Regions from separate parts of the Mus musculus genome. Here region 1 is linked to region 2. Evidence: chromatin loops called from intact Hi-C (ENCODE). Cell type or tissue: left cerebral cortex. All regions are shown on one strand. Links, peaks and the distances in the headings refer to the core of each region. The heading gives the core; the rest is flanking DNA. Region 1 holds the start of B130024G19Rik (RIKEN cDNA B130024G19 gene). Region 2 overlaps Gm29683 (predicted gene, 29683).

Region 1 (15,580 bases), core at 4,550-12,549, 80 kb after region 2:
GATGCTGAGAAACACCAGACTTCACCTCATTGTTATGATGCAATTAAAATAAATTCCTCTCAACTTTATCCTCTCTTATTGGTTTTAGCTAACTGGCCAGCCAGTGACCTGTCACACACCCGGTCATGAAAAGAGGGAGAAAGACCTTTCTGTCCGCTGATGGACAGGCGGAGGCAGCCTCTCAGCCTTGCCTGTGCACACCCTCTGTACACACATGTAAACGCACATGTATCAGATGCACATTTGTCAATGTACCCAGACAAAGACGTCCAAGACGACGCTTCTAGGTCATAGAACAGTTGAATATGGACTTCATTGTTCAAATTCTCTTTAAATACTCATATAGTCATTAAAACACACCCAGCGAGCCTGCTCCAAATGGCAATAATACCAGCATAACTCATAAGAGCCACAAACACGCCATAGTCTACCTCAGCCACTGCAGGAAAAACAAACAAACCCTACTGTCCGTGTCATTCATCTCAAGACGCTCAAACCAATGATATTGATGTATCTTTGACTTTGTGCCTCAGTTTTAACCATAAAGCATATATAGTTCTATAACCAACCTCCAGGACACATTATATTCTACTGACTAAACTTGCTGTTTGATTTAGACCCGCTAGTTGATTGTGAGAATTCCATAATTGTATGAGAAATTTGTTTTTAATAGGGAATACTTTGAACCAAGACAAAACTAAATCCATAAGTCAAACAGGTTTACCAACAATTAAATTATTTTTTTAACATAAAATTTGCTGAGCTACAAGAGGGAAAAGAAGACACCACAAAGAGTAAAACAACAACTTTAGGAAGCATCCTTGGTAGTGCAGAAATTTGGCAGTGTAAATTTTACTTTAGTAAAATGAACTGAACATACAGTTGACATGAGAAAACCACGCTTTCGGGGCAGTTTCTTTTGCACATAGAGACAGAGTGTGAGACAAGGAGGGCAGAAAGATATGGGCAGGCAGACGCTGACTTTTTGGCAAAGAGAAAAAAAAATCCTATTTAAGCTTCACCCTGAAATCTTTCTCAGCCTTCCCTTTCTCCACAGAACTCACATATTGCACTACAGCGGCAGGTGCTGTGATTATTTGAATGTTTTAAGAAATAACAAGCTATAGCAGGTACTAGCCTATCATAAACCTGGTGTGTAATAAGGTGGTCATAGAGTAAAGCTAGGCTGAGCACTTCTGGCTGATTAGAGACACCATATAACTTTCTCCTACAGAGAATAAGAAAGATAGAAAATAAGTCATTTCAGAGAATTGTGGGTCTTTAAAAAAAACTTCTCTGATTTAAGGAATTATTTGATACTGCAAATGTCAGATTAGAGGCAAGCTCAGCATATAGTGAGACTGAGGCTGACACAGGAAATTTAATAGGTAGCCCCATCTCGACTTAATAGATGAGCATAATTGATTATGGAGAAATGTTAATCTTGCCTCTCCAGTGCAGCCATTTCCATGTCAAGATTACTTTTTACACATACACACACACACACACACACACACACACACACACACGAAGAGGTGATTTTTGAGGAGAAGCTTCGTGTGTGTGTTCCTCATTTTTCAAGCTAAAGAAATTATAGACTTCAAATATATATATATATGTATATATATATATATATATATATATATATGTATATATGAATTGTAGAATTACAGCCAGCTAGGCACATAACTACCACAGAGTTAGAGGTGCTTCACTTTGTATTTTAGGACTCATTTAGCTATAGAAATGCTGTTTAGAAAGGGAAGGGAAAAAAATCACCACATGAATTGTAATTAATTTTACTGAGAGAATGAAGAGACAGGACAGCCGAATTGGGGATGGGGAGGAGCAAAAATATTTTTAAATGCCCTTCTTAAAGATGCTCAGCTGTCTTAACTCTAAGATTTAAAAGTCCTAAAATTAAAAGATACAACTCTATATGTTATTATTTTTAAAAACTCAGCCAAGCCCTTTACTGCAAATGTAAATCTATTTTAATGAGAATGGTGGCAAGCTTTATTTGACTGGTCAAAGTTAGGGGAAAACATTTGTCTTAATATGAAAAAAATATATATCCTCAGCTCCCAGGAATATGGTTTCCTTGCAGAAAGTGGTTGGCTAGTCTGTAATTCTTTACAGATTAAATCACAATATGAATACAGACCCCAGCAATTCCGAGTTTAACTCTGAGCTCAGTAGAATCCAGGATCCATTGAATTTCTCCTTTCCCTCAATCTAGTCGTGTGTGTTTTTCTCTTCCACCACACTGGAGCTCCGTGAATAGAGAAGGGGCTTCCATTGTGTCCCTCTGAACTTCCAAGTCAATGCAATTTTTAACCACTGGCTTGTGGTACTTTGAAAATCACCAGGGGCTGTCAGAGTTGGGTCCTCTGAAAAATTTACAGTGCTAAATCAGAGCATATGCTGGGAGGGAAAAAATTGCTTAAGATTGAAGTAAGTGCAGTATCTGTCTGCCCCCTAGTGTAAGAGTCCTTGCTGCCTAAAATCCAACTTTAAAAGAAAAGGAGCCCTTAAAGGGAAACGACTTGGGGCTCACGTAGGCATAGGAGAATGAAACTTCTGTACATTTTAATCTGAATAATTCTTCAGGATTGAAAATTATTTGGTTGTGGCTTGGTTGGACTGTGCTGGGATCTCGCTGCCTCTACGTTTCCGGAGTCTCTAGTGAAGAGATGATTTTTTTTTTTTTTGAAACTGGGTTTATGTGCGTCCCCCTCACCCCTCCTCTCTTTTTTCTTTCTGCCTCTGTCGTCTCTCTCGCTGGCTTTTTTTTTTTTTTTTTAATGAGGAACCGTTCCATGAACATTTTGCACAGAGCACAGAATTGCTTCTAAAGTCAGCCCGGCGCAGTTGCAATAGACAGCAAAAAGGTAAACGTTTGCCTGAAATCCGCACGCCAGCTTCACCACCCCGCCCGATGGTGAGTACCCTTCTCCTTGAGATTCTCCTAGCTTAACAGAGCGCTCTCCTTCCGGAACCGCGGCCGAGGGCGCCAGGCAAGGCTTTGGTCCCTGCCTGCCTGCCTGCTTGCCTGCCTGCATGTCAGCTGCACAAGGTTGCAAAATGAAGCGCAGAGGCAAATCGAACAGGAAATTCTGATACCCAAAGCCAGCCTAGCAGCCCCTTCGCTAGCAAACCTAGACAATCTGCTGCTTGGAAAACCAGGCATATAGGATTGGTTTTCAGTCAGTTCTATGGAAGGAAATGAGTTTGAGAAGACAGGACGAGGAGATGGGAGGCAACCGCAGTCTTTATGCTTCGGTTTAATCATATTTTGGCAGCTTTGCAATTGTATCCCCCCCTTCCACCTCTGCTACCACATACATGTAATAAAATATGGCAACGCACTGAATTGACTGCCCCCACCCTCCCCCAGACCCCTTCAACCACAGTCCGAGGCATTGCATACACGTTAGCAAAGCGATTTTCTGAAAAGCCCCAAGTCATCCCCAACCCCACACAGCACAAGGAGAAAAGTGAGAAAGAAGAGAAAGAGAAAAAAATACAGTAAGCAAACATACCAAAACCATATTTGCCTTGTTCAAGGTCCCAAACCGCTTGCATCTTCCTTCTAAACTGGAATAACTCTCCTTTAGTTTGGCGGGTGAAATAAATGCTTTGTTGGCCCCCTGAAAAGATGTGTCTTTGATAATTAAAGAGACTCTCCTCCTCGGTGTTTATCTAAGCGATTGTGCAAACTGATAAAAAAGTAGGCATTAGTCTGCAGGGAAAAAGAAAGGTGAAAGAAGAGATCTTCCACCTCAAGGAACTGCTTCCCTGTGTACCAGGCGCTCTCAGCCGTTGGAAAAGCCTGCACACTAACTTTAGAGAGAGAGAGACAGCTTCAGGGAGCTTTGTACATAGCTGCTGAGGAATGCAAGCCTCGCCTTTAAGAAAAAAAAACCCCAAACCGTAGGTAGGAGCTGTCTGGAGTGATCCTTGTCTCTCATCTGATGCCTTAGAAGGAAGAGTGCGTTGTTACACCTTGTTTGGGGCTGGAAAGAGGAGACTTTAAAAACACCCTTCCAATTGAAAAAAAAAAAAAAATCTCCCAACTTAATGAGTTTAGTCGGAGGCTGGAGCAACCCGGCTCAGTCTTAGCAGAAAACCGAAAACAACTATAGGCAATATTGCAAAGCAGGACAACCCCGAGGCACAGCCAAATTCCACCATTTGGGGTTGAGAGGGATGGAAGCTAATCCTAAAGCAAGTTGGGGGGGAAAAACCAGAGGGGGGGGGGAGCTGCAGCCTAAGACTGGCAGACACGGTCCTCTCACCCTGGATCAAAGATAGAACTTGAAACAGGAGGCCAACATTTTTTCCTAGGAATCAATTGGAATCCTCATTTTCTACTTTTAACTCAAGTCCCCCCTCCCCAATGATTTTTCTTCCTCTCCCCTGTGGATTAGTGCCTCCCTCCCCTTTCTACTGTCCATTCTAGAACTTTCCTGAAGAGGAAATCTATTTCTTTTGGGAGGAGGGGTTCCCCTATTTCATGCCTTTAAATAATGAATACTTAATTCACCCCTCCCCTTATCAATTCCCCCAAACGAGTAAAAGAAGCAGAGATACAATAACTGGCAAAACTTGAGAGCAGACTGAGCTGTCTCTTGCAGTTTAGTACAGTTTGAACTAATGGATTTTTGTTGTTGTTGTTGTTTTGTTTTGTTTTAAGAGGAGAAGAATGGGGAAACATGAATCTTTTATTTTAGGAAACTGTTATGGTAAGATGTATGTCAGACTTGACAAATGGAACGAACGCTCTTCACTGCTTCTTGTCCCTGTCTTAAACAGGAATTAAGTTAAACACAGTGCTGAATGTTAATTACATGTTTACTGGCTAATGAAAATTACAAATGGTTTTGCCACCTCAAACAATGATGAAACTCTGAAGACACTGTAATTATATACTTTGAGGGAAATAACTCAGAATATTGATCATAAGAAGTGTAAATCTTTTTTAAACTATTCATTAATACCATAAATATGGGCTACAGAAGTTTTTCCTTGCGGTTTGTCTCATCAGTTACAAAGAGTGGATAGCTGGTGGGACTCCTCCGAAGAGGAGGTGCACTCTGTCTCTTAGAAGGAGGCCACGTGTGTAATTCAGTAATGCCCCCTCCCTTCTGCCCCGCCCCCTTCATCCTAGTTGAAGGTCGAGGGATCTCCAACAGGGAGGCCGGGCTCTGGGCAGGTGAAGGTGATCTAAATCCGGGCCTCTCTCCTCCCCTTCTCTGGCCCTCTCCTCTCCTCTCCCGCCTCCTTTTCTTTTCATGCCAGGTCTGATCGATGACCACCTTCCCCAGCCTGGGCGCCTGGGATAACCTAATGAAAGACCAATTAGACCTGGCAACTCATCGCCACCCAGCTCCCTCCTTCAGAGGTGACTAGGGCATTCATTGCCAGAGAAGGTGGGGGGTAGCGATAGGGATGGAGGTGGCTGTTGTACCAGAAAGGTGGCTCAGACGCTGAACTAGAACTGGGCTTTGGAGTAATTATTTTGTGGTCATTTTCTTCCAACTTTGGTCAAATTTAGAACACTGGTAGCCATTCCAATCTTGAGGGTCAAAGGTGAGAGATGCACTAACCCTAAAAGGCAGGCCCGCCTGACCGAAAGGCCAAATCGGGCAGGGGCATGGGGTTAGGGTGAGGGGTGGCAAAATTCCATGGCTCCTCCAGGGTGGGGCCGGGGTGGGGGCTGAGAGCTGGTATGCAGGAGTCCATCACCAAGTGCAGGTTTAAAGTGAAATATTGAAGATTTAAAAACAAGTGTTCAAGGGTTGTGAGACTGGAGTCCTCCTTCTCCCTGTGAATTCCCAAGGCTCTGGTCTTTGTCTTAGAAGGAATGGAGTTTCTGAATGGTGTGAAAAGGACAGAGAGGGTCGCTTCCAATCGATTTTACTTGTCCTTTCTGCCTTTTCGGATCAACGCCCTTCAATGGACACAGAGGTGCTCTTTCAACCAAAAACTTGTGCTACATTTTCTGCCTGTATTGGTGCTAAATACAATAAGCGTCGGGCAGATTTTCTTCTCTTTGCTCTCCAAAGCCAAAAAAAAAAAAAAATCATCCAACCAAACCCCCCACCCTAATTAAATTGTTTTATGTGGACAGTCAAGACAGAGCAATTAAGTATGCATTAGTATAAAGATAGACTCTGCAGATATGGCGTTTTAGAAAGCCATGGTTATGACAACAGCGAGGGTATTAAGATATGGGGAGGGGTGCAAAGACACAGCCCAGTTGCATCTTCTTCTCTGGGCCCCAGGGGAATGCAAAGGCCCAGGCCTCAGGTGAGGGGAAAACAGGTCAGCTAACAACAGGTGGGTGGGTGGTAGCAGTTGAAGACTTGTAGACCCGAACCCCCAAGCTTAAGAGCAGAGGAGCTCCCCCTAACCCCCATCCCCAGGAATGGCTGGATAGTCCTCAGTGACGAAAATCAACTCTGGTAATTTAGCAGTCCCAGGTGGCGAGAGTCCTAGGACAAGGTGAAGCCCTGCAGTGTCCTACTCTGCATCGAGCTCACTTCCCGGGGTCCCCCCTCCCGCCCCGGTCAAGGTGGGACTATGTAATCATGAAGTTGTGTGAGCACGCCCAGGGTAAGCGCTGCCACCGTAGCTACCTAGACCTCAGCCCTCTAGCTGCCGAGAGTAGGCCCCCTCTCAACAATTCACAACTAAGCGCCTTTTTGCTTCTAAGGAAAGGGGCGTCTGGTGGAGAAGAAAGTCAAGTTCCCACCCGACGACCTGCGCGGTCCGACTGGCAGCAGGAACAAGATGCTGGAGGAACAGAAAGAGCGGGAGGGGTCGCAGAAAGGGTGCGGGGGGGGGGGGCAGATCTCTAGCGCAGCAGCAGCTCTCCACCTCTTTTCGGCCTTAGGAGGCGTGGGCGGGCGAGGAGCTTCGTGCCCCGAAGGGGACGACCCTCAAAGCAGGGGCTGGGGCCTCCCTGCGTGGCTACGCAGGACTCTGATAGGTGGTCCTGGGCCACAGGGTAGCTAGCGCGTCTCACGAGCTCCGGAAAGGGCTCTGAGGTGTCCCGCGCGCCCTAGGGAAGGAATGGGGGAGGTGTGGAGGAGATAGTGGCAATGTGGGCAAGTGACTGAATGTCAAAAGTAAAAAGGTTGAAAAGGCAATTTTCCTGACGCGCTTTGCCCCCCTCATTTCTCCTCTCCCTGGAACTCCCGCCCGGGCTGTAAATCTGCGGCCGGTGGCCAGGACACTGGAAGTCCCCTCGGCGGACCCGAAGCGGCCCCGCCCGCAGAGAGCACACCTCCCGGTGGGCTCCGCATCGATCCGACGCCTAGCTGAGGATGTCACCGCACTAAATATTTACTGATCACACACAAATAGCCAGAGCTCGAACGATTTTCCTCTGTGAGGAGAGCGCAGAGAGCAGGGTAAATCATTTTATTAGTGTGGATAAAGCCCAGAGCACACTCCGGGCTGGAGTGTTTTAAGATGTGTCTTCAACGGGATGAAAAGAGTTAGGGAAATCGATACGGAGTGATTAGAAGCCCCCGGGGTGACGAAGGGGGACCTGACTAGTCGGGATTTGGCGGGGCCGAGAGGAAGGAAGCCAGCTCCAAGGGGGACTGCCGGACCATCGCCAGGGAGCTCAAGCGCAGGCCTCGGTCCCTCTGCCCTCGACGGAAAAGGTGGCAGCGCAGCCAGAGATAGGACTCTGCTGCCTGGCTTTGCAAATAGGGCTGAGGCGGCCGCCGCGGGCCGAAGGCTTGGGAGCACATCCGCTGTACACCCGAGTGGGATGACCAGGTGGCCACCGGAGTTGATGGCTTATGCGAAGCAAGACAAGAACATGTAGTCTGGCGAGGCAGCCTAGGTAGCCAAGGTGTGGCTCCGATGGATTGCTTTCTTCCCTTGCCATTTTGGAGACTCCTTTTAGGTGCCACTCCAGGCTTTTACAACTTTCTTCTCAATCAACCTCCATCTCTCGTCTTATTTAGCATCTCTAAAGAGGACCCAGTAGCCCAGCTCCATCAATGGCTTGGCTTTCCATGCTATCTGCCCAGTGTCCAGGGCGGCCACCGGGTGGCGAGACACCCCCCCCCCCCCGTGGAATTTGCAGAACAGTGGATTCTAGGTTCGCGGCTCAGCTCTCAGGCAGGTGGAACGAAGTCTAAGGCCATGGATTAAGGCAGGGGCACCAAAGGAAGTCGGAGGGCTGCGGGTTTTCTCAGCGAGAGGGAATCAGCTTTAGCAGGATCAGGTCCCACCCCAGCCAGTGGGGACCTGTCTAGGACCCAAAGATTAGATACTGGAAACTAAAGTGAAGTTCACGGGGCGTTAGGTAAAATTTACTGGAAGTTAGTAAAAAAAAAAAAAAAAAAAAAAAAAAAAAAAAAAAAAAACCTCCGCAAAGCTAAGCAGCAATGTTCTGGCTCCAGAATGGCTTTTCACTCTGAAGTGTGAGTCTCGCTGCTGTGAACAAACCTTAGAGCTTCGAAACAGCTGCAAACAACCCAGTAGGCTCTAATTTCTTGGAGGTGGAGGGTTAGGGCACAAGATGAGAAAAAAGAACAAGTCTTTGCCCTTTTCCTGCTTCTGACCTTCAAAGGGGGTGCAGTCTTTCAAAAGAAACGGATAGCTGCCTACTGTGTGTATGCGTTTACACGTTTTTATGTGCATCTGTGTGTCAAAGGTGTACCTTCCCATTACTCAATGTTCTTAGCAGCTTGGGCTATTAAATTCATGCTACCCTGCATGTCCTTCGGTGCAACAGGAAATATAGCTGAAGACCCAATTAACCGTTTTCTAGAAGTTTTTTTTTGTTTTGTTTTGTTTTGTTTTAAAAATATGAATCCCAGTGGGTTAGAATGGTGTGTCCAGGTGTGAGCCTCCTGCTCCCTCCATAGTAATTCTCTCATTCCTGCATTGGAAGCTAGCAGCACCGATGACCTGGAGGAGTGTCAGTTTAGTCTCCATTAATCCTTCTTGGTCTTGGCTACAGAATGAAGGTTAACTATGCTAAACTGTTCAAAGATTTAAGAAGGGGTGAAAGGAGGGATATAGAAGAAGAAGGAGAGGAAGACGAAGAGGAGAAGGAGGAGGAGGAGGAGGAAGAAAAAGAAGAAAAGATGGTAGAGCCAGGGAGGGAAAGAGTGAAAGGAAATGAGAACAAATGCACTTTTTAGCTGTAAGGGTTTTAGAGCACTTTGCCTGTCTCTTATGTCCCACCCTATCTTCACTGCAACGCCTTGCAAGCAGGGGTTTCTATTCAAAGACAACAGTTTCATCTGTCAAGGCAAACTCCAGGAAGTTGGACTTAGGGAAATAAGAAAATAGGATGGAGTAAATTCCCCCTCCCCTCTTTAACTGATCACCCAAATCGCTCTAACAATATTTTACAATTTGTATATTATTATAATAACATGTATATGTATATATGATCATTGTGTGAGAGATTAAGAAAAAAAACAAACAAATCCCAAGATATGGTTTACCTTCTTTCATTGAAGCAAAAGCTAATTTAAAATTGTGTCAGCAGCCAAATTATAGCCATAAAGTCTGGATGAGATTAGAAAAATATATTCAGCTGGCTTCCAGTGTGGTGGCATTTCCATGGGTCCCAAGATGAGGGGGTTTGTACAGGAAGGTGCAAGCATGTGGTGGAGGTACCCTCTCAATTTTAGAAGCGTCTTGATGGATTAAAGGTTCATACACTCAAACACTAGATAGAGGCTGTCACTCATGTGTACGGTCCTGGAGGCTGGCAGAAGGCAGTGCAAAAAGACTTCTGAATGAGCTCTCTGGATTCAGCAGTGCTGGAAGACAAGCAGAAGCAACTCAGCCAGGGTAATGCTATTATGGCTTGCAAAATCACAGAAAGGCACTTCAAAGTGCAAGCTTCAGATTTCCAGTTGGAAGCTTTGGCAGGGTATTTAAGCAAACAGTGAACATCTTTTCCCTGATATATTTATTGTAAAATTCAAGGCTATGTAATGTGTGCATGAACACATAGTGTGTGTGTGTGTGTGTGTGTGTGTGTGTATATGTGTACTTTCCAGCTCATTGATGACTTAAATCTTAAATACTGGACTATCGACAATGGCATTGCCCATTTTATCAAGCCTGGTATGAGCTATTTATGAATTTAATATTAACATTACATTGCAAGTTAACTCCTGCTGAGAGAGTTCCAAAGTCATCTGAGATCATGTGAGCAGCCGGTCTTATTTAGACCTGGACAAAGTCAAGAAGAATGGTTGGACGCTGTATGTTTTAATTCTCAAAAGCCTGTAATGCTATCTTTAAAACAAGAGTTAATTTTTACTATGTAAAAAAACAAAACAAAACACCTAATTGATGGTATCAAGTGCTACATGAAGGTGTTAGAAAGAAAAATATTCAGAAAAATTAATATTGTTAATTAGCTGCATGAGTGAACTTCAGGCAAATACCAACAGCACAACAAACGAGGATTCATTTGATTTAAATTCCTTTAACTACACAAGCAAAGTCAACTTTAGGAGGAGAAATGGGATGTATGGATTCACTGTTGTTTGTTTGTTTTTTAGGACGTTTATCCACCCTGCTTTCAATACACAGCTATAACGAGAATAAGTTGATAGCCAGAAATTGGTAAGCTGCCATAGTAGAGGAATACTATGTGTTAAACTAGAGAACATCCAGGGACTTACATTATCAGCTTCATTTGTCCTCTTCAAAGGCCACTTCCTTGAAAATGAGTAGGTACATGCTAAAAATAAATAAATCCTGTACAGAATGTAAAAAGGATTTTTAAAAAATCACATTTAATTTCTTGGTTATGGAAAGTATTATCTTGAGGGCTTGCAAACTGTAGTGTTTGAAAACAAATTGCATTAGCCTTGTTGTTTGGAGTACAAGGTAGGGAACAGTAATTTCCCTACCCATCTATTGGAATTTATTATACATTGGTTAATTTTATTTAAGAGATTCCTAAATACATGACTATGATAAATTGATTGAGATACTGTCCTTTAAACATTCAAAGTAAAACTGAAACCATTAAAGGAAAGAAATATTGATTTTAGTGACAGATGTCACACAGGGTATTTCTTGACAGGACCACATCACCTCATATGTCAAATGTCAAAGACAAGAAGTTAAAAAAATCAAGGCAGCCTATATCTTTGCCTATTATATGTTAACTTATTTAGTCTCAGGGATGCTGCAGTATTCTGTTGCATAGTTTCTTGTTGTTGGTTACATTTCCAAACACTCAAAAGAATGTAATGCCCTGAAATTTCAGCATGGGGGATTTTTAAAGTTGTTTGTTTGTTTGTTTGTTTGTTTTTGATAGTCTTCTCCGATGATAAAGACTTAGCTTACTTACCCATTGATTCCCCACCCCCAGGTGATTTTGGTTAACTTAATGACCTTCAAAATCATGTATTATCTTGCAAAAATCTATATTTCTTATATAAGTTGAAGTCAAATGAGAGCTGTCTGATCTTTCAAAGATTGTACAGCTCAGTGGTCTTCAGTTACTGACGAACTAGTGATCATGCCCAGGGTTTGGACAAAAAGGATGCCCTCATCTGCATATTTATATTTATACATATTTTTGTGCACGTGTGTGTTACTGCCTGTAGAGGCTATAAAAGGGGATCCAGTACCCAGAGTTATAGGAAGTTGTGAACAACCCCACTTGGGTGCTGGGAATCAAACTCTGATCCTCTGCAAAAGAGGCAAGTGTTCTTAACAACTGAGCCATCTCTCCAGCCCCTGCTTCTTTCTAAACAAGTCTTAAAATCGACACTGATGTAGTGTGGATGAATGTATAATCGGAAAGCTGTGGACTATTTCTATTTACTCTGCAAATGTCTTTTATCCTTATGTACTTTAAAGATCAGAATTATCGAGCCCCTCTAAAGAGCAGCGAATAAAGTTTCTAATTATGGACAAGAGATAAGATGTTTGCTTTGAGGTTTCAGCAACACAAAAAAGTTTTCCTAATAAGACTGAAGCAACTCTATCTTAGATACATTAAAATAGGGCATATCTCAGACATGGCCTGGGTTTATGTACTTCTGCCCTATTGCTTCTGACAATAAACTAGATGGCCATTTATCTTCAGTTACTGTCTTATTTGTTAACAAAGTAAATGTTTGAAATTAAAAATGTTTCCAATGATCTTGCTTATAGAAGTAAAAACATTAGTATCATCTATATTAAATAATTATATAAATTATATTATTTACTTTAATTAATACTTTATCTTATTAATAATTAAGTTAATAATATATTTATGGGTATAATCATATAAACTATATTGTTTATATAAATTATATTAAATAATGAAATAAAATATTATGTAATATTTTAATTCAGACTTGTATGTCTAGTCAGTAATGAGCAGTTTAAAGCCTCTTTCCTTCAAGCAAAATAAACAAAGTAATACTACATATGGTAGCTAAAACAAAACCCTACCAAAACAAACAAACAAACAGACAGACAGACAGACAGGGACCCTTAGAATTCAGTCTCTTGGAAATACAGGCACACTGTTTTTACAACTGAATAATTTTTTAAAATGTAATTAGTATTTTTACTTATTCACTTTACATCCCCCTCACTGTGCCCCTCCTGATAACTCCCTCCCACAATTCTTCCCCACAATTGAATGCTTAATAAGGTTTTGTTTCATCTCATCTACTTACCAATATGGCACAGTTCTGCATTATGCAATTTCTGCCTTGAAAATCAAATTGTAACAACATGCCATCGTAGGCCTTTCTGATGAAGGAAACTTTGAAAACCATTATTTCCAAAATTAAAAAAAAAAAAGTGACAATTGGCAAGGCAGGTTGGTGTGCCTCACTCTTTTCAGCAATGTCAGAAAGGTCTTCTTTTAAGAAATTACTATACTGTCTTGTTCATCAAATGCAAAATGTGAAATAATAATGGAAGAATCACTGAAGGAAAGATTCTCTTCCATTCTTTACTACTTAGGACCCAACAACAACAAACAAAACAAAACCTATTCCCCATCTACCTCCAAAAGTGGTCCCCAACACTTGGGAAGGGTTTCTGTGTAACAGCTGGATAACTTCCAGTACTCTCAGTTTCTGAACTTTTCAAAGACACCAGCAATGGCCAGCCTGGAGGAGGAAACAGGGACCCTACCTAGCCGCAAACTTGAGAAAATAACTGTTGAAAGTTTCCAAAGGAGGTTTGAAGAGGCAGGGCAGTGAGAGCTGATAGAACCAATTTTATTTTTTTCCAGGCATTTCTAACTTTTATGACTATGTCCCCCCCCCCCCCACCACCACCTATCTGTCTTTGTGCCTCCAGGGTCAGGGAAAGAGCAGGGCAGATTCGAGATTGCTTTCAGAGTTTGCCTTCTCTGATGATGGATTACCATGTCAATTTAAACGGCATAGGATTAATTTGTTTCAATGATTTCTCTTTAGGCTGAATGCCAGCCGTTTTCTATCTCTCCCCTTGCTCTTCAGAACCACAACAAGAGAGAGAGAGAGAGAGAGAGAGAGAGAGAGAGAGAGAGAGAGAGAGAGAGAGAGATTCCATATTTTAAGTTGAGACAGTAATAGAAATAGACAAGTTGTGTGTGTGTATTGTTGCAACAGTTAGAGGTTTGAGTCCTTTTATCTCTGAAACATACAGTCACTCACATTAAAATGAAATTGGTCCCAACATTTATTCAATAAGCACTTGTCTTGTAGATAATCCACTGCAGAGTGCTTTTGACATATAAGGATTTAATTTCTCTTGGACAAGTTATTAGTACAGCACCTTTAAGCTAACCACCTACGATAAGGTTATTGAGGTCTCTAACAACCTTAAATGCTCATTGTCAAAAATAGTTTGTTTAAGGGAGGGGGACACTTTTGAGAATTCATAGTTTGCACATGCATACACAAGAGTAATACAGGCAGCTATGCATGTTTATTCGTGTACACAGACAGCTCCCTACTTCACACGACCACATTCAATGCTGCTGAGACAAAAATTCTCCCATTATGCAGATGTATCTTAGCTTTCCAAAAATGAGAGTATACAGACTTTTCATTATGGAAGGATTTCTAAAGGACACAAGGAAAAAAAAAAGCTATTCAAATTCACGTTCTCGGTGAGATCAAATCTATTATGAAGTAGTGCATGGTTCTAGAAAACACTTAGGTACCATCCAAAATCAAGCATCCTTCCACTCTTCACACACACACACTAAATTCGCAGGTAGTTACAGAATGCTGCTGAAAGTAAGAGTGATTCAAGTAAAACGGTGTACCCCAACGTGTTTATTTTTATTTCCCAGTTTGAAGGGTGCTCTTTCAGCAGACTCAGAAAGATAGGAGAGGGATTCCCATCTAAGGACTGACCATCTTGGGAAAACATGACTGTTCCTAATGGACTCTCCTTATTTCAGACACCCCCCCACACATAAAATTTAGCATCATAGTTCAGAATAATAAATTGCATTTGAAATCTGAATACAAATAGATTGTATAGCCTTCTCCTTTCTCTCACCCTCTCAATGCACGGCCGCTCTTTATTTGTGTAGCTTCCACTGTCTAAGGACAGACACAATCAGAGTCCAATCAATGGCTGTCAGAACTGAATCTATGCAATTTTAATTTGTAAAAAAAAAAAAAAAAAGTTGTTGGTTGGTAACCTTGTCCTTGTGGGGGAGACTGTGTATCCCTGAGAAAAACAAAATCTGGGAGCGTTCTCCCTGAGAAATGATGTTACACATGAGCAGGAAATTCAGGCAAGAAAGGCTAATTGAATAGAGAGAGAGAGAGAATTAGGTTAAAAAAGAGAGTACAATCTAGTATCACATTTTCACTAGTGTAACTTGAAATGAAGGTGTCTCCGAGTCGCCAGTGATGCCAGAACGTTTAGATGTCGGCCACAGATGGGAACACCTATTGAAATGTGTCTGAGGAAGATTAATAGGGTTTGTCACTGTTGGAAAAGCACTGCATGGCTGCAACTTTCCACAAGCCCAAGATGAATTACCGATGAATACTCACTTATCAACCCCATCACTACCGTTCGACACTAAATCAAATTGAGAAGTTATCTGCAATCAGAAAATTTCTTTTTAAAATAGACGTATACCTTTAAGCCCCAACTCCTTAATAATTACACTCACAAAACAACCCCCACCCCCACCCTAGGTGTGTCTTCGTTGGCTTATGCTGAATTATAGCTCAATAATGAATATATTTTTAAAGTTCACACACAAACGGACATCTGGTCAGACTGCGAAGTTTGACAGCATTTTAATGAATATGAAGGCTTCTTGGAAATCATCATTTAATATTTCGGCAAATGTGTTCTCTTTTACTTTTTAGATCCCCCCGCCCCCTTAGTGGAAAAGAAACTCGAGAGTGGATTTGATGTTGTAAACTCTGTGACTGCACAGTTATCTAATGATCTCCTATAATGAAATTATGAGAATTTTGAGTTTAGGTAGGTAACAGAAGAACAAGATTAAATGGATGATAGTGCGAGATAGCCATGCACAGGTTTTTAATGGTTTACTGATGCTTCATGTAGCTCATTTGGGGGATATGTTGAGACCTCTATTGGA
Region 2 (15,580 bases), core at 4,935-12,934:
ATTTGCAACTATTATCATAAAGATGCGCAGCGGTGGGCTTGTTATCAATTTTGAAATCAAAAGAGAGGGAGGGAGTGGAATGTAAAAAGCAGGCTGACTAAATTGAGTTTTCCAAGTTGTGTGCGCTGGGCTTTGCCCTCACTCAGAGAAAATGATCCTGTTCTCCTGCCTTGTAGGAAATGAGTGGGAACCTAGCAAGATGCTTTCCAGTTTGGGTCAGGGTCTAGCCGCCCTCGGTCCTCCCCAGTAGTCCCTGGGGCTGTGTGCAGCTGCTAAGAAAAGCCCTACCCGTCCTCTACTTGCCAGCCAGCCCCAAGGTCCTCAAGTTCCCCAAAACTACAGTGCTCCAAGGGTGGTTAAAGAACTGTGAAAATAACCTATTTCTCTGTGTGATGGGCAACTTCTCTGTATTGGTACCCTAGAGCAGTTATTTTTAGGTGCTTCATTTGGCCTGGTGAATGGCTTCCTAATACTCCAACTCAGGGAAAAACCAATAGTTAACTCGGGGTGAAAGGGAGTGGGACACGTGTGGAAATGAGGCTGCACAAGAAAGAAAGTGCTGCAGAAAGTGGGGAATCCAGACACTGGAGCTCCAAGTCAGGATTCTCTCTTCTGTCTCACAAAGGGCTGCTCCCTGGAGCCCAAGGGTCAGAGCCTGTTCCAGCATCCAGCTCTAATTCAAAGCTCACCTTCTGGCACCCAGGGCCAGGTGGCAGAGCATGCCCCTCGGCTTGTCCTCAAAGGCACTTACCTAAGTCCCCACCCCTCTGTTAGGATGATGAGACCCTTTTTCACAGCTGGTATCCGGAGTCACTAGCTCACTGGGATGTGTCCTGTCCGCCTTCCCACGTGAACTCTAAGAGTATTCAACTCCCTAAGGAGACTCATTTCCCCAAATTTCTTTTTTCTACCAGAGTGGGCAGATGAATAGTGAATGAAAATTTCTTTTCTCTCTCTCTCTCTCTCTCTCTCTCTCTCTCTCTCTCTCTCTCTCTCTCTCTCTCTCTCTCACACACACACACACACACACACACACACACACTTGGGGGGGGTGTCAAGATGAACTGGGATTGCTCTGCACCAAGCTCTCTCAGCCTATCCATCCACCCTCGCACTTTCCCCTCTCACACTCTTCCGGGTGTGAATTATGACAACACTCTGAGCTACTTCAGTATCTTAATAGGCTTCTACTTCTGCAAGGAGAGGGCAATTTCTGACTCTTCAGATTACTTTACAGCTAAAGGAAGATGCCAGTGACAGAAGGTAAGGGTGGGTGACAATTCTTCAGGAAGCTCAGCCATTGACCGCCCCCCTCCCATTTAAAAATTATTAGTGCTATCACTATTCCCATATCCTAGTGAGGTTTGTGTGTCTGTGCGCTAAAACCCCTAGATGTGTCACACTTTGTCACATCCTCTGTGTGTGTTTTTAGAGAACATTTGAATGAAAGGCTCGGATGCCAGGTATTGGTGACACAGGGGGTGGAATTTTCAGCCTTCCACAAAGAGTTGGCCGCCTCTATTTGCATAAGGTCAGAGTAGGGCTTGTGATAGAACTTTACCAGCATCTCTGTCTCTTAGCAACACTCCTGCACTCTTGGTCCCTGCATTAAATTGACTGGTCCCTTCCTTTTCTTCCTTTCATTGGGAGGCTTACAATAAAATGTCACCCTTCCAACCTGTGCCTGTCACCCAGTAGGTCATCTGTATCTCTCTCTCTCTCTCTCTCTCTCTCTCTCTCTCTCTCTCTCTCACACACACACACACACACACACACAGACACACACACACATTTTCCCTCCCTCCCTTTCCCCTCTCCTCCTCCTCCCCTTTCTCCAAAGCTCCAATTAGAGACTGTGAGGATTCCCTGGGCGAGATCCCAAATCTGTTTTATTTTATGGTGTTAATTAATATTAATACCACTTCTCCCTTTGTTATTAATTTTAAAAAATCTCTCATAAATGGGCAAGATAAGGAGTAAATTGCCAGCACCTGCCAAACAATGGGTCTGGAGAGGGGCACTAAGGCAGATGGAGATGGAAGGTCCAGGGTTTAGGGTAGCCTCCTTGCCTATTCATTTGCTGAAGGGTTGGATGAGCTTAGAAGCCTTGGAAGTGCTTGGACTATGCCAGGCAGTCCTCTTGGCTCTGGGATGGGGACCAGTGACAGGATCCAGATGCTGATAGGTAGTGTTAATGGAGGGTCACGTCTGGACAATAGTATCCATCACTTGCCTCCTGGCTCTTTTGTCAGATGGAGTCATTTCTGACTACTCCATCACTCAGATTTAGGATAGATTCAATAATTACCTTTGCCTTGGCAACAGGATATACAAATTGGTACCCAAAGGACTAAAGAGCAACAGTAACAGTTCTTATTAGCACTTCTTATTATTAGCTTGCTATACATCCCTTTCTTATTAATTTTGAAAGAACATCCTAGACACTTGATGAATCCTTCCCTATTTTATTCCATCACTAACTGACCAGAAATACAAACCCACAAGATAATAAAGGCTTGATTAGTGTACAACACACACACACACACACACACACACTTTTGCCTGAAAATCTGAATGATTTCCATTTGCTATTTTTATCATTTTATTAGCAGCGCAAATTAAATACTCTCTGAGTTCTCTACAGTTTTACAAAGTTCTGACTTAGGAAACACCATCTGTGGACCATGACCCATAGCAACAAAGTTTCTCACCAGTTGAGAAGTGCTTATACCTGAATGAAGGTAGAAGTTGTATCCAAAAGGAGAGATAGAAAATGCCTTGATATAGCTTTTGTTTCTGAAGCTAAGACTTTGTTTAAGTAAACAAGAGTTTTTGTTTTGTTTTATTTTTTTAACCCTGAGAAACTGAGTGCCTGAGAGTCAGCATGAAGATGCTGCACTTTTTTCAAATCCATCTCTTTCTCCTTGGACTTAGAAACTGACCCCCCTTCTTAAAGGAGCAATTAATTTTCTGAAATGTATTACTCATCCATTTAAGTGTTGAAAATGGTGAGATCTACATCCTGCTTTCCCTGATATTTTTACAACCTCTTACCTCTGCTTTGTCATCTCCTCTTTGTGGCTCATATACCCTGTAATTCTTCCCGGTATAAATGCACAGGTAATGGGGTCTGAGCAATGCACCCAGGGTTAAAAGTCAGCCAGTTGCTCTTTAATAATCCACATGTCATGTTTCTTCCGTGATGTCAAGTTTGCTGAGGAAGATAGACAAGGGTGAGGGCAACCACTTGAGTTTGTTATTCTGAGTCTCAGAAGAGAGGAGAAATGCAAACAACAAAATGCCCCCCAACTGTTTTAGCAATGGAGGTGAAACAGCCTACAGCGTTCCTAGAGCAAATGGTGCTCTCTTGCTGCCCATTTTCCAGACCTCCAGCAAGATACTTGAAATGTTTGCAAAAGTTGGCACTGGAGGAGGCATCCCATTCTCAATGATCGCTCCTTACAAGTTTGCTCCCACTTCATGCCTCCATTACACAATTCCCAAGGGCTACTCCTACCCATCTCCTTCCCACAATAAGACCACCTAAGCCAGAGTAATTTCACTTACCATGACATTTCTTTCTTCAACTGTCTGTAGGTGACCTTTCTCCGCAGGACGACTGTTTTTCAGAGGCATAGCTTCCAGTGCCTTTGCCTCACACCCCACCCTGTTCATTTTCTTTCTAGAAGGATGGGGGGAAATTCAAGATGTATGCCTCTTTCTTTCAACAATTTGCCCTTTCCAGGAGAAGAGAAGGGCATGGTGCATAGACACAGATAAGAAAATGAAAGCTCAAGGCCTGGAGTTACATTCTGGAGTATAAATTAGAACAAGATTCCAGATTGAAGGGGCGGCAGGCTTAAATGCTAAGTTTTGCTTTTACTTTCCCCAGATGCACACAGGGTCAGAGAGTACAATCCCCAACCTGGCTCCTATTCCTCTAAGGCCCCTATTATCCTCTCAGATAGTTAAGGATACACATTTACATAGACCATGCCAAGGAAGTCATTTCCTTTACAAAGTCTTTCTCCCAACCGGTTTCAAAATCAAAATACTGAAGGAACTTTTTAACAGGTTTTTAAATTTTTATTTCATAGGCTACTTTTTAAATGAAAAGAACAACACCATTTCACAAAGCTGTTCCCACTAGCAGTAAACAGCCGTTTGGAGAACAACTTTTCTGCATTTGTTTGGTTCTAAAAGATTTCTAACAAAATAACATAAGAAGAGAGACACAGAGTTTTCTTTCTATGGTCTAATTATTGCTAGTGATTCATCTTGACAGAAGCAATAGTTCTTGTTACATTCATCTTACAACCTCACTGTTAGTAATAATTAAAAAAAAATCCTCTGTCTTGTGGAGTGTTTCCCCTCATGCTCTTAGTTTTGAGGCTATTTAATTTTCATATCCATTTTTGCAGCTGTGATTCGGCACACAATGGGGACCCCAGGCATTGTTTCAAACTCAGTTCTAACCACATGAACTTTCTTTGAGTTTTGTTAGACACTGGAGATGAGGGTGTGCTTGTACTCTGGTGCAGGTGGTTAGGGGATGTAACAGGGTTCCAGGGAGTACGAATAATTATTATTTACCAAAATCAGACAAGCTTTGACAGAAAAAGAAGAAATGGTTCTGAAAAGAAAGAAAAAAAAACAGACATAAAAGTGGGGGTGGGCTGAGAAAACAGGCTTAGGAAACTGATCTGTTGTGTCCTGGAGGGGACCTGGAAAAGGGGTCCAAGATCCCGTCTGTTTGGAGCTACAATCTTTTAAAACATTGGATTTTTTTCAATTTCTCTAGTTAAACAGGAGCCCACAAGCTTCCAGCTATATTTTGCTTTATTTTGTTTTGTTTTACCAAGCAGGACACAGGAAGGGGGGAAACGTGTGCCATAAGCTATGAATTTATAGTGTATCTATCTACTCTCTCTGCCTTGATTACCGAATTAGACAAGATCGCTCACACTTCCCTTGCATGCGTTTTGGAAACGGAAGGGGAAAGGGGAAACTGCAGTTTCTTTGTAACAATTTGCACAGCGCCCTGAGTAATAGTATCAAAAGTCTTTCTAACTTGGGGCTTGGGTTGAGCTGGACCCTTCAAGCAAAGGAGCTTGGCGAGGGGGCTAGCTTTGGCAACCGCCAACTCTGACTCTCTGGGAAGGGATTCTGGGGCGGACGTCGGGATAAAAACATCCCACCTTTTGCTTTACAGCGTTCCTCAGAAGTCTCTTGAGCCTTCAGCCCTCTCCACCTGAGCCGCCATCCTCAGGCCAACCCTAATCCTACAAGATCCACATCCAGCTGGGGTGCTTGTGCTCTGGCATGGTCTCCTACTCCACAGTGCACTTTAAGCAGAGCAAATTCTACAGGTCTGGACAGCTTCTCCACGGGATATAGGTGATTTAAAGCATTTTCAGAACTGGGGGTGGGAGGCAGGAAGAAGGACACACTCCCCAGCCCTGAGAAATCAGGACCTCGAAAGACCCTAGACCAGAAAAAACCTGGAGTGAAAAATGTCTGTGCTCTGGTGTGTGTGTGTGTGTGTCTCTCTCTCTCCCTCTCTCTCTCTCTCTCTCTCCCTCCCTCCTCTCTCTCTCTCTCTCTCTCTCTCTCTCTCTCTCTCTCTCTCTCTCTCTGTCTGTCTGTCTGTCTCTCAGTCTCTGTCTCTCTCTGTCCCTCCCTCCCTCCCTCCCTCCCTCCTTCCCTCCCCCTCTCTCTCTCCCTACCTCTCGCCAGCTCGCCTAACTTCAGGAGGGGTTGTGGGGAGTGGGGATAATTCTAATAAAGTCTAAAAGAAGTTTGAAAAGGGCTGGTCTTGGGCTACAGAAAAGCAGGTTCTCTCAGAGGACCAGGAAGAAAACAGCCCGGTAAAGCGAAGCCTCCATTTCCCTCCTGCTTTTGAAAAACACACAAATTTGCAAATTTGGGGAGGGCATAGGACCAGCTTTTTATGGCACAATCAGCTGCAAAAGCGAGGCCGCGGCTACAGAGAGGGAGCTGTAGGCCATGGGCTCTGGGTATAGGTTGCAAGGCCATCGAAGGCTCGAAGATGCGATCTGATCCTCCTCTGCGGGCTGTGTCTCTGCGCCGCTCCCACCCCGCCCAGTCGGCAGCCGCGACCCTGAGTCTCGCTCACACCTATCATTTGGAGCCATCTTCGCTCAGTCTTCCAAACATTCCGAGCGTTTTTTGATTCCACTCGCCGCTACTTCTTATTGAGTTCTCCGCGGTCTCCCTGCAACTTGTCATAGCCTGTAATAAAATGCCCTTTCTGTCGGGAGTTAAAGTCCAGAGGGCAGCGGTTCTATTTGCAGCTGACAGCCGAGAAAAGGAGCCACCGCGGGCTCGCTTTTGTCTGTCTTGGGGCTTTAACTCCTGCAGGGCCGGCTGCAGAGAACTAGCAACTTGGAAAGCCCCTAGCACTTTAGGAGGCCTCAGGTAGGGGTCGCATGCCTAGACACCCCACGCCTGCGCCTGCGTCTCTCACCTGCATCTATGTCCAACCCTCATCAAGGAGCTCGGTGCTGAGAAAGTTCTGGACATGTGAGGCTACATACTACACTCTGTTGAGAAGCAGTCCTCAAATAAAAGTCCCTGTTTACACTTTACTCTTTGGACAAAGTGGACTTGAGGAAGAGAAATGCTTTGCTAAGTAGGGAGGGAAGGACAAAAGGATTTTAAGATTACTACACGGTCAACTTCCCAGGAGCTCCCCCCACCCCCACCCCGCTGAGTTATCAAATGCTTCATCATTTTCCTCGGCCAAACTGTCCTATAAGTATTTCCATAACCCCGGGATCAAAATAGGAAAAATTATGCATGGTTTTCTGTCCCCCACTGCACATCTGAATTGGTAAGGTGGTCAGAGCTCTGAATCTCACCTGCTTGGGAAGTGCCCAGCCTCTGAGCTTGTGTTCCCAGTGGACAACCTGTTCTTGGTGTGGGTGCTGGAGCTGTAATCTGTCTTCACAGACTCCTGACCATAACTAATTCGATGTATTTAGGAAACCACACCACTTCTTACCTGGCCAACCCTTCCAGAAGTCACTATAGAATATTCTAAGTAAGGGTTTTGGTGGTGCCAGGGTCTCCCAGACATTGTGTCTGTGCCTTCAACACTTGGTGAGTTTAGGGAGTCAATGGTGGTATTACCTGGTAAGGGAGGAGAATTAGGAATTCAGGTCAATGAGGACAGGGGACTGGGAAAGAGGAACCAAAGCAGGGCTCCTGCAACTATATTACTAATTTGTCTTTGGGACAAAGGAGATGCTGGCCATGTTAGGAAATCATGTGACAAGCGTTACCATATCATTGGCACTTTCCCATTTATGCATCTTCACTGTGATCATCTTTTCTGTGTTCCCAATGAGAGGAGGGTAGATGTGAGACTGTCTTCATTCAACATAAGAGCCCACTGTCCCCTGGCTTTCTGGCCTTTATATCTTATCTAGTGTTCATAAGTACATCTCTGATATACCATGTACATCTCACATACAATGTACATACGATATACTTGAGTATGTCTCTCTTGGGTGTCCCCCAAGGAGATAAACACCACCCCATACACACATCTGATTCCTGTGTGCCTCTCTCACTTCACACACTACCCTCACTAGCACCAAGAAGCTACTAAGACTTGAAATCAATACTGTCAAAATGTGGGAAACCCGAGAAATTGACCAGCTGAACTCCGCAGATGATTTCCTTCTGGGAGATGGAAAACTGTGTGCCCTAAACTGATAAAACAGAGAAACTGAACTGATTCTGTCCGAGAGTGAGGTTCATACACTATTCCTCCACAGAGAGTCCATTGTGCTCAGCTTGAAAAAAGATATTTGAGCATTCTACATAAGAAGTAGGCAGTGAGATGTAATGGGGAGATACAGTAGAGAAAAGTTTGCTATCTAGGACAACTTAAGCAGGAGAGATTTATTTTTAATCCCCTAAAGAAGAAAAAAAAATGAATCAATGGCAGCATGGGAAAGCACTTTACAACACTCTTCTACCTCATCAGCCTCTGTTCCCGCTTCTCTGTTTTCTTCTCAAGTTTGATCTGTGGGTCTCTAGCAAGACTCTTCACCCAAGCCAAGAGTGGTAGCTTGACAGTTTTCTGCCGTGCCACAAGCTTTGTGAAGCTGACTGCTTCTGTCCCTTTCCATCCTTACAAAAAGCCCAGAATTTTCTCCCCTGCTCCAGACAGCCAACTTTTACAGAAACCACTGTTCATTTAAAACACTAGTTGGAGTACTCAGGTCCTATCTGACGATTTAGACAATGATGTCCTCATTCCCCCAGTTAGCTGGTGGGTTCTATTCAAAATGAAGCTGTTCAGGGACACGGAAAAGCCAGTAAATTTCCCAATCCACAAAAGAAGATGATGCTTTCTGCCTTCTGCCTATTTCCACTCAAAAGTGAATAATGCCCCAGTTACCACCAGGCCTGACTTGATTTATCTTGGTTAATAGGATTAACATGTCAGCCTCTCTCAAGAACTTCCAAGTGCATACCCGGAGTGTCACTGACTGGCTGGTGTCTTTTCTCCTCTCTGATGGGCATAATGACGCACCTACAAGCAGAGGGCCTTTGTCCGGTGGGAGCAAGCAGATTATCTGTCTCCAGTGAAATAAGGCGTGTTGTGGCCTCCCTTGCCAAGACTCAAAGCCAGAAGCCAGTCACTATAAAATAATTGTGTCTCTACCTCACCAGTACACGGTCCCTGCTTCATTTGTCTCTTGACTGTAATTGAATGGTTGAAGAGCAGAAACATAGACAAATTCCAGCTGTACTGAGATCTGTTTCTTCCTCCACTACCTCGGCCCATCATTAGATACTTTCCCTTTCTGTGCAGGAGGTCAGAGTGTATAAATATAAATTGCATTTTGCATTACTTCTAGATGAGTGAAGCTGTCAAAGCAATAATATGAGCTTTCAGTCCCACATTCTACCACTTCTTTCCCATTTTTTGGCCAGGAGGTCATGTGCAAATTGAACGTGACAACCCAGAAGACATGTCCAACAGACTCGTATTGTTGCCCGGCTCAGCTGCCTGGTTCATAACAACATTAAACCCACATTAGTCCCCAGCCTCTGCCAGGCAGGAAGCTCCCAAAGGCAGAGTCCAGGCTGCTCTGAAAGTTCACTGTAGTGGTGACATGTCATCTGCAAGTCATTGGCAGCAGCGACTAAAATATTTGCCACATAAGATTCAGGAGGATGTCCCGCCACAAAGACGAGGGTAGTGTTCCATAAGACAAAGGAGAAAGCACAAGGTGAAGTGTCAAAAGGGCCTCCGGTACTCAAATTCTCAAACACACACACACAAGTGGGGGCTGGTAAGACATATCCTTGATTCCATGAGAAAGTATGCGTATTTTCCAGGATCTTACTGCAATGTGGTTGGACATAATTTTTGCATTATCTCCACAAGGAGACTGTCATTTTGAAAACCACCTGAAAATACCCACTGACTTTATCCTCTCACTAGCAAGTCTTGATAATGAAATCCAATTCCATAACCAAGATGAAGCCTCAGCAGCTTATAACACAGCCCTAAAATGGTGACTCTCCCCCAAACTGCACTGTATTGAAGGGATATGAAAGTTTCAATTTCGAGGACACCGAGAGACTTGAAGGATCTGATCAGCAATTATCTGTCTGCGTGACCCATTCATGTCTTGCCCATATTGCAGTTAAGGGAGAGCTGTTGTTCACAGACAGGGTGTTTGATGGCTTCTAGGAAGTGAGTGGCTGTTTTCATTCCTGTTCCAAATGGACAGGTGTCGACATCAGAATTGGCAACCTGGTTGGCAGACTCAGAGAACGGCCAACGGACAAATTGTTTATGCAGAATAAACTTCCATCTCTCCCATGATGACAGTGCATATGTGAATATGGTAGGGAGGGAGGAGATATGGAGATGCTGGGGCAGAAAGATTGATACAGGTCCACAAAGCATCAAGGGGCTGCAGCCTCTTGGCTCCAAGTGGCGCCATATGCAATGGCACTTCTCCTGGAACTTATTGTGCTCTTAATGCACAGATGAAAGTCACTTCACCTTCCATAAGATGCTCATATCAATCTCAACAAATAAAATTAATCGAGGCAAGGGTTTGTGCAGACATTGTTAAATGAGCCACATCTCCACACATCCTTTCTTTCTCAAAGAAAGTGTCCTTATTTTTAATCCCTTTGAGTGAACTGGATGTGTTTAAATATGGACGATGAGAGCTTGGTTACCGAGGAACACACCTGGGAATACCCAATTCCAATAGGAAGATTCCCTTTGTCATCAGTAGACACCATCATAGGTTACCACATACTACCTAGGGTGATAACTGAATTTATGGAGGTATCCATGTCTCCTATCATTTGTATTGATAATTCTTCCAGTTCACTTATTTGTGCTGAATTTCACCTCCTGGGTAATGCCCAGCGGTTACCAGTATCATACAGTATGATAGTTGTGCATAAGGAAAACAATACTATAATACCCCAAGATCTAATGTCTTATTGCTTGGTTTTGATTTTGTTTTGTTTTGCTTTGTTGTTTAGGATAGGGTCTGTGTAACCCTAGCTAGTTTCAAACTCATTGTGCAACTGAATCTGGCCTGGAACTCTGGGTCTTCCTGCCTACACAGGCTGAGTACTAAGGTTGAAGGTGTGTGTATGGACTGTTTTATTGCTGGGTGTAGCAGGTACATGTGTGTGCTACATGTGTGCAGGTGTGCATAGAGGCCAGAAGAGGGCATCAGATACCCCTGGAATTAGAGTTACAGATGGTTGCGAGCTGCCATATGGTGCTGGAAACCAAACCCAGGACCTCTTGCAAGAGCTCACTGCTGAACCATCTCTCTGGCCCCCTAATATACTCTTATTATCATGTGTTTTGCTATCACATAAATTATGGTTGCTTTAACTTGAAAAATGTTGGTAACAATATTGAAAACCCTGTTGATCTGACTAAAGAACAGAAGTAGGCATTAGTTGGCACACACATATATGCATGCATACACACAATACAATCTACATATAATTGCAGACACTTTTTTGGGGGGGTGCATATTTTTAATTACATTTATTTGTGTGTTCATGTGTAGGTCAGAGGACAACTTGTGGGAGTTGGTTTTCTCTCCTTACAGCTTGTAGATTTCCGGGAATCAAACAAGTTGTTAGACATGGTCACCAGCCCCTTAACCCACTGGACCATCTTGTTAGCACCTATCTCTGGTTATTAAGAATGTCTAGTTGGGCACTACAGCACACACCTTTAATCCCAACACCTGGGAGGCATAGACAAGTAGGTCGGCCTGATCTATATAGTGAGTTCCAGATCAGCCAGAGCTACACAGTGAAACCTTGTAGCAAAAAACCAGAAACATAGGCTGGTCAGTGGTGATGCATACCTTTAATCTCAGCACTTGAGAGGCAGAGGTAGACAGCTCTCTGGGCGTTTAAGGCCAGCTTGATCTACAGAGCAATTTCCAGGACAGCCAGGGATACACACACACACACACACACACACACACACACACACAGAGTCTCAAAAAAAAAAAACCCAAAAAGTATAGATATTCAAAAATATAAAAGATTAGTCTTTTGATCACAAGTAGAATATGTCTTCTCCTTTATCCAAAGACTTTGATGGAGCTAACTTCTATACTTCATAAAATGTCCTGCACTGCATTGAATATACAACTTAACTCTCTAATATAGGAATATTAATAGTTTTTAATTTATAAATGTATTCAAGGATTCTTCAAGTCATGTTTTTCAGAAGAAGAGGATTTTCTCAGAGACAAGTACAGTTATTGCTGTTGTTCATAACAGTCACAGCAAAGACAGTGAAGGTGGTCCCTCCCTAAGGTCATTCTCTTCCTCTGGGAAATGGGAATAATGATGCCCAATGATGACGTTAAGAACAAAGAAGTTAGATAAAGCATAAAAAGCATCCAGCATGGTGAAGACACTGCGACTTGCTGGCCCAGCTCCAGGTTTAGTGAGTGGTTCTGTGCCAAAACAATAAGGAGGGAAGTGACAGAGAACGCCCAAGACCTTCCACTAGCCTCCACATGACAGGTACGCACACCGTACTCGTGCATCACACACACAGGCACACACAAACTTCACATGTTCTATAAACCCCAAAATGTGTCTTAGAATCTGAAGGAGAGTTCAGAGAGTCAGGATATATTATTTACTCTCTGATGTTGCTGATTCATTTCTACAAGCAGGACTAAAACTTTCTAGGTGCACTTTTAAAGATAAACTGAAGGATCGGTTAGAGACTCCTCACTGAAGGGATGCTGAAGCCAGCAGCCTTCAGCACCTGCTTAGGTTTACGTCATCTGAAAAGATCACAGCACTTCTGGTGCTTGGAGAACTTCACATTGAACCAATCATTCAATTTTTGTGGAGAACTTTCCAGGAGGCGCCACATATCCTAAACAAAGGTTCATTTTGATAATAATACTCCCTAGCTTAGTAAACTTCCTGGTATTCACTCTGCTGTGATTTGGATGTGTGCCTTTTGAAGACCCTTGTGTTGAAGTTTTGGTGGCAGCTTGCTGTGAAGTTGAGATGTGCTCCGGCCCAGTGGGAGGAAGTCAGGTCAGGCTAACACTGCAGTTCTGTGTTTAAAACCAAACATTCATTAACCGATTAGGTGAAAACCAAATTGTTCAAATAACTACTGATAGAATGGTGTGTGTGTGTGTGTGTGTCTGTGTGTGTGTGTGTCTGTGTGTCTGTGTGTGTGTCTGTGTGTGTGTATCTGTGTGTGTGTGTGTGTGTAGTGTGTGTCTGTGTGTGTGTGTCTGTGGACATTGTTTGATGATATTTAAAACTCAGTTATACTAGTCCAAGGAAGCCAAAAGGAACTGACTTTGATCCATTCTCCCTGAGCATGAAGGTCTAATTCTGTGAGAGTAAATTGGATTCAGGGAACGTTAAAATGTAGGCAAAGAGAAGTAACTCCTCTTTCAGCCACCACTCAAGGCCCAAACAGCCAAGTGTCTGGCATTTGCCTGTCAGCTGCTTTTCTGACCATAGGGAGCAGCCCAGATGACAGCGACACAGATGGACATCCTGAATGATTAATGCGTCTACCAGACCCAGTAGAGGAGACGCTGAAAATGGTGGCAGATAGGAACTAGTCTCTTTGTGTGGTGTTCCTTCCAAGGTTGATATGGAGAAGAATCAGGCAAAATTCCAGCTCTGTCCTTTGCTGGAAAATCTGATGGCAACCTTTCATTTTCAAGACCCAGCTACCAAAACCTGGCTTTTCAGAAGTAGCTGGGACAGCTACCCACTGTGACCTACCCCCTGTGACCTATCACAATGGTTTTGAGTCTCTCTCTGTTCCTCTCAATCTCTCTTCTTCTCTATCTCCCTCTTCTTTTTCTTTCTTCCTTTTTGCTTTCCTTTCTCCCTCGCCTTGTGAGATGATGCATCCTTCTTTTATGCCCCTGGGCTCCAGCATAGATTCCATCCAGTGACCTCTGAATGCTGACTAGACATCCAGAGCCAGCCTTCCAAAGTGAGGAACAAAGGAAAATGTGTGGTGCTAGGAAGAGTAGGAGCCGTGGAAGTGGGAGAAAAAAAATCCCTGAGCTATTTGAGCACACCCACCACTTCCTACCCAAGTGGGCCATTCCCCAGCAAGGTGTTCCTAATGTAGCAGGAACATAGGACACGAAAAGTTCACCATTAAAAATGGGTACCGCATGAAAGCATAGCCTTAGGGCATTTCCCAAGTTGGGGCCTCTTTCTTGTGTAGTGGTTTGCTTTGTCTTGTTTGGGTTCTGGATATTGAACTCAGGACCTTACACATGCAAAGCATGTATTCTACCACGGAGCCACACCCCCAGCCACATGGCTTTAATATTTGCAACTTACTATGAATATGTAATAGAGGCACTTACTCTTCCAAAATTGGTTTGTTTTGAATAGGCAATAGAAACATGAAAAAGGTAGAAAGGAGAGGGAAGCGCGCTGCTGGTCCTGCCTCTTCACTACTGCTTCTGCTTAGCAATGTTCTATTTCAAAAAGTTTACAAAGACTGAATGTATGTGCTGAGTGTGTGTGAGAACTTGAGCCATTAGGTTTCATTCCATTCAGTGTGTGAGTGTGTGTGTGTGTGTGTGTGTGTGTGTATGTGTGTGTATATGTGTGTATATGTATGTATATGTGTGTGTATGTGTGTGTATATGTGTGTATATGTGTGTGTATGTGTATGTGTGTGTATGTGTATGTGTGTATATGTGTATGTATGTGTGTATATGTGTGTGTATGTGTGTATATGTGTGTGTATGTGTGTGTGTGTATATGTGTGTGTGTATATGTGTGTATATATATGTGTGGGTATGTGTGTGTATGTGTGTATTGTGTGTATGTGTGTGTTTGTGTGTGTGTGTGTGTACAGTTTTAGGTAGATAGAAAGCTTGAATAGGAAGGATTCAGAGGTCACATTTTTCTCCTACCAGCTTCTATTTTTTGTTGTTTTTTTTTGTTTGTTTGTTTGGGGGGGCTTGTTTGTTTGTTTGTTTGTTTGTTTTTCAAGACAGGGTTTCTCTGTGTAGCTCTGGCTATCCTGGAACTCACTCTGTAGACCAGGCTGGCCTCGAACTCAGAAATCCGCCTGCCTCTGCCTCCCAAGTGCTGGGATTAAAGGCATGTGCCACCACTGCCCGACTCCAGCTTCTCTTAATATGTATATTTTGCTTTGATACAACAGGCTTCATCATGGCCACATCATGATACATGTGTGAGTATGTTGCAAAACTTAAATATTATTTCAAACTGGTTATAGCAAAAATATACATGACTGTAATTCCGTATAAACCTTTTTTTGCATTTAAATTCCTTTTTCAATATATAAACAGTGTGTGATGTACGCATAACAATTCACAAATTATTTTAATTTAGAAGTCCCAACTGTTAGAAAATATATATCACATGAAATTTTAAATATTTTCTGTGTGTCATTGTGATGGCTTAAATAAGAATGGTCCACATAGACTCTTGCGTTTGCATGCTTGGCCCATTGGGAGTGACACTATTAGGAAGTATGGTCTTGTTATAGTAGATTTGGCCTTGTTAGAGGAAGTTTCTCACTGTTGGGTGGGCTTTGAGGCCTCAGATGCTGAAGCCTAGGCTCAGTGGCACACAATTCCTTTCCTGTTACCTGCAGATCAAGTTGTTGAACTCTCAGCTCCTTCTCTAGCACCATGTCTGCCTGCATACTGCCATGCTTGCCACCATGATAACGGACTAAACCTCTGAAACTATAAGCCAGCCTCAATTAAATGTTTTTCTTTGTAAGAGTTGTCACAGTCATGGTCTTTCTTCATAGTAATATAGAAACCCTAACTAAGACACATGTGATATGGTTGTTGAGATTTTTTTTTTTTTTTTTTTTTTTTTGGATTTTGAGACAGAGTTTATCTGTGTAGTCTTGACTGTCCTGGAACTTGCTTTGTAGACCAGGCTGTCCTCAAATTCATAGAGATCCTATTGCCTCTGTCTTTCCAGTGCTGGGCTTAAAGGAGTGTGTGACTACCCCTGGAGAGAGGTTTCTATAGCT

The links. Hi-C counts contacts between places; a loop is a spot of excess contacts. Peaks named below come from ENCODE experiments on the same cell type or tissue, not always from the same donor. Only the 100,000 strongest peaks of a DNase experiment are listed, where the experiment ranks them.
Region 1: it touches region 2 in a loop (6-fold over the local background); 2 of 42 quality-filtered maps call a loop at or near these places.

Annotation. Positions count from the first base shown.
Region 1 is chr7:70,362,551-70,378,130 of GRCm38, forward strand. B130024G19Rik (RIKEN cDNA B130024G19 gene) reads left to right here and starts at 2,833. Exons shown (of 11, transcript NR_045850.1): 1 at 2,833-2,941. It also overlaps a transcript of Nr2f2 not described here. In left cerebral cortex, for the core only: no CTCF peak of the experiment used is centred there; a DNase peak (open chromatin) is centred at 7,840; H3K4me3 peaks cover 929 bases; H3K27ac peaks cover 818 bases.
Region 2 is chr7:70,281,956-70,297,535 of GRCm38, forward strand. All of the region lies in intron 1 of Gm29683 (predicted gene, 29683), which reads right to left. Among named protein-coding and RNA genes, the nearest start is that of Gm29683, 48 kb to the right of the region's middle. In left cerebral cortex, for the core only: no CTCF peak of the experiment used is centred there; no DNase peak of the experiment used is centred there.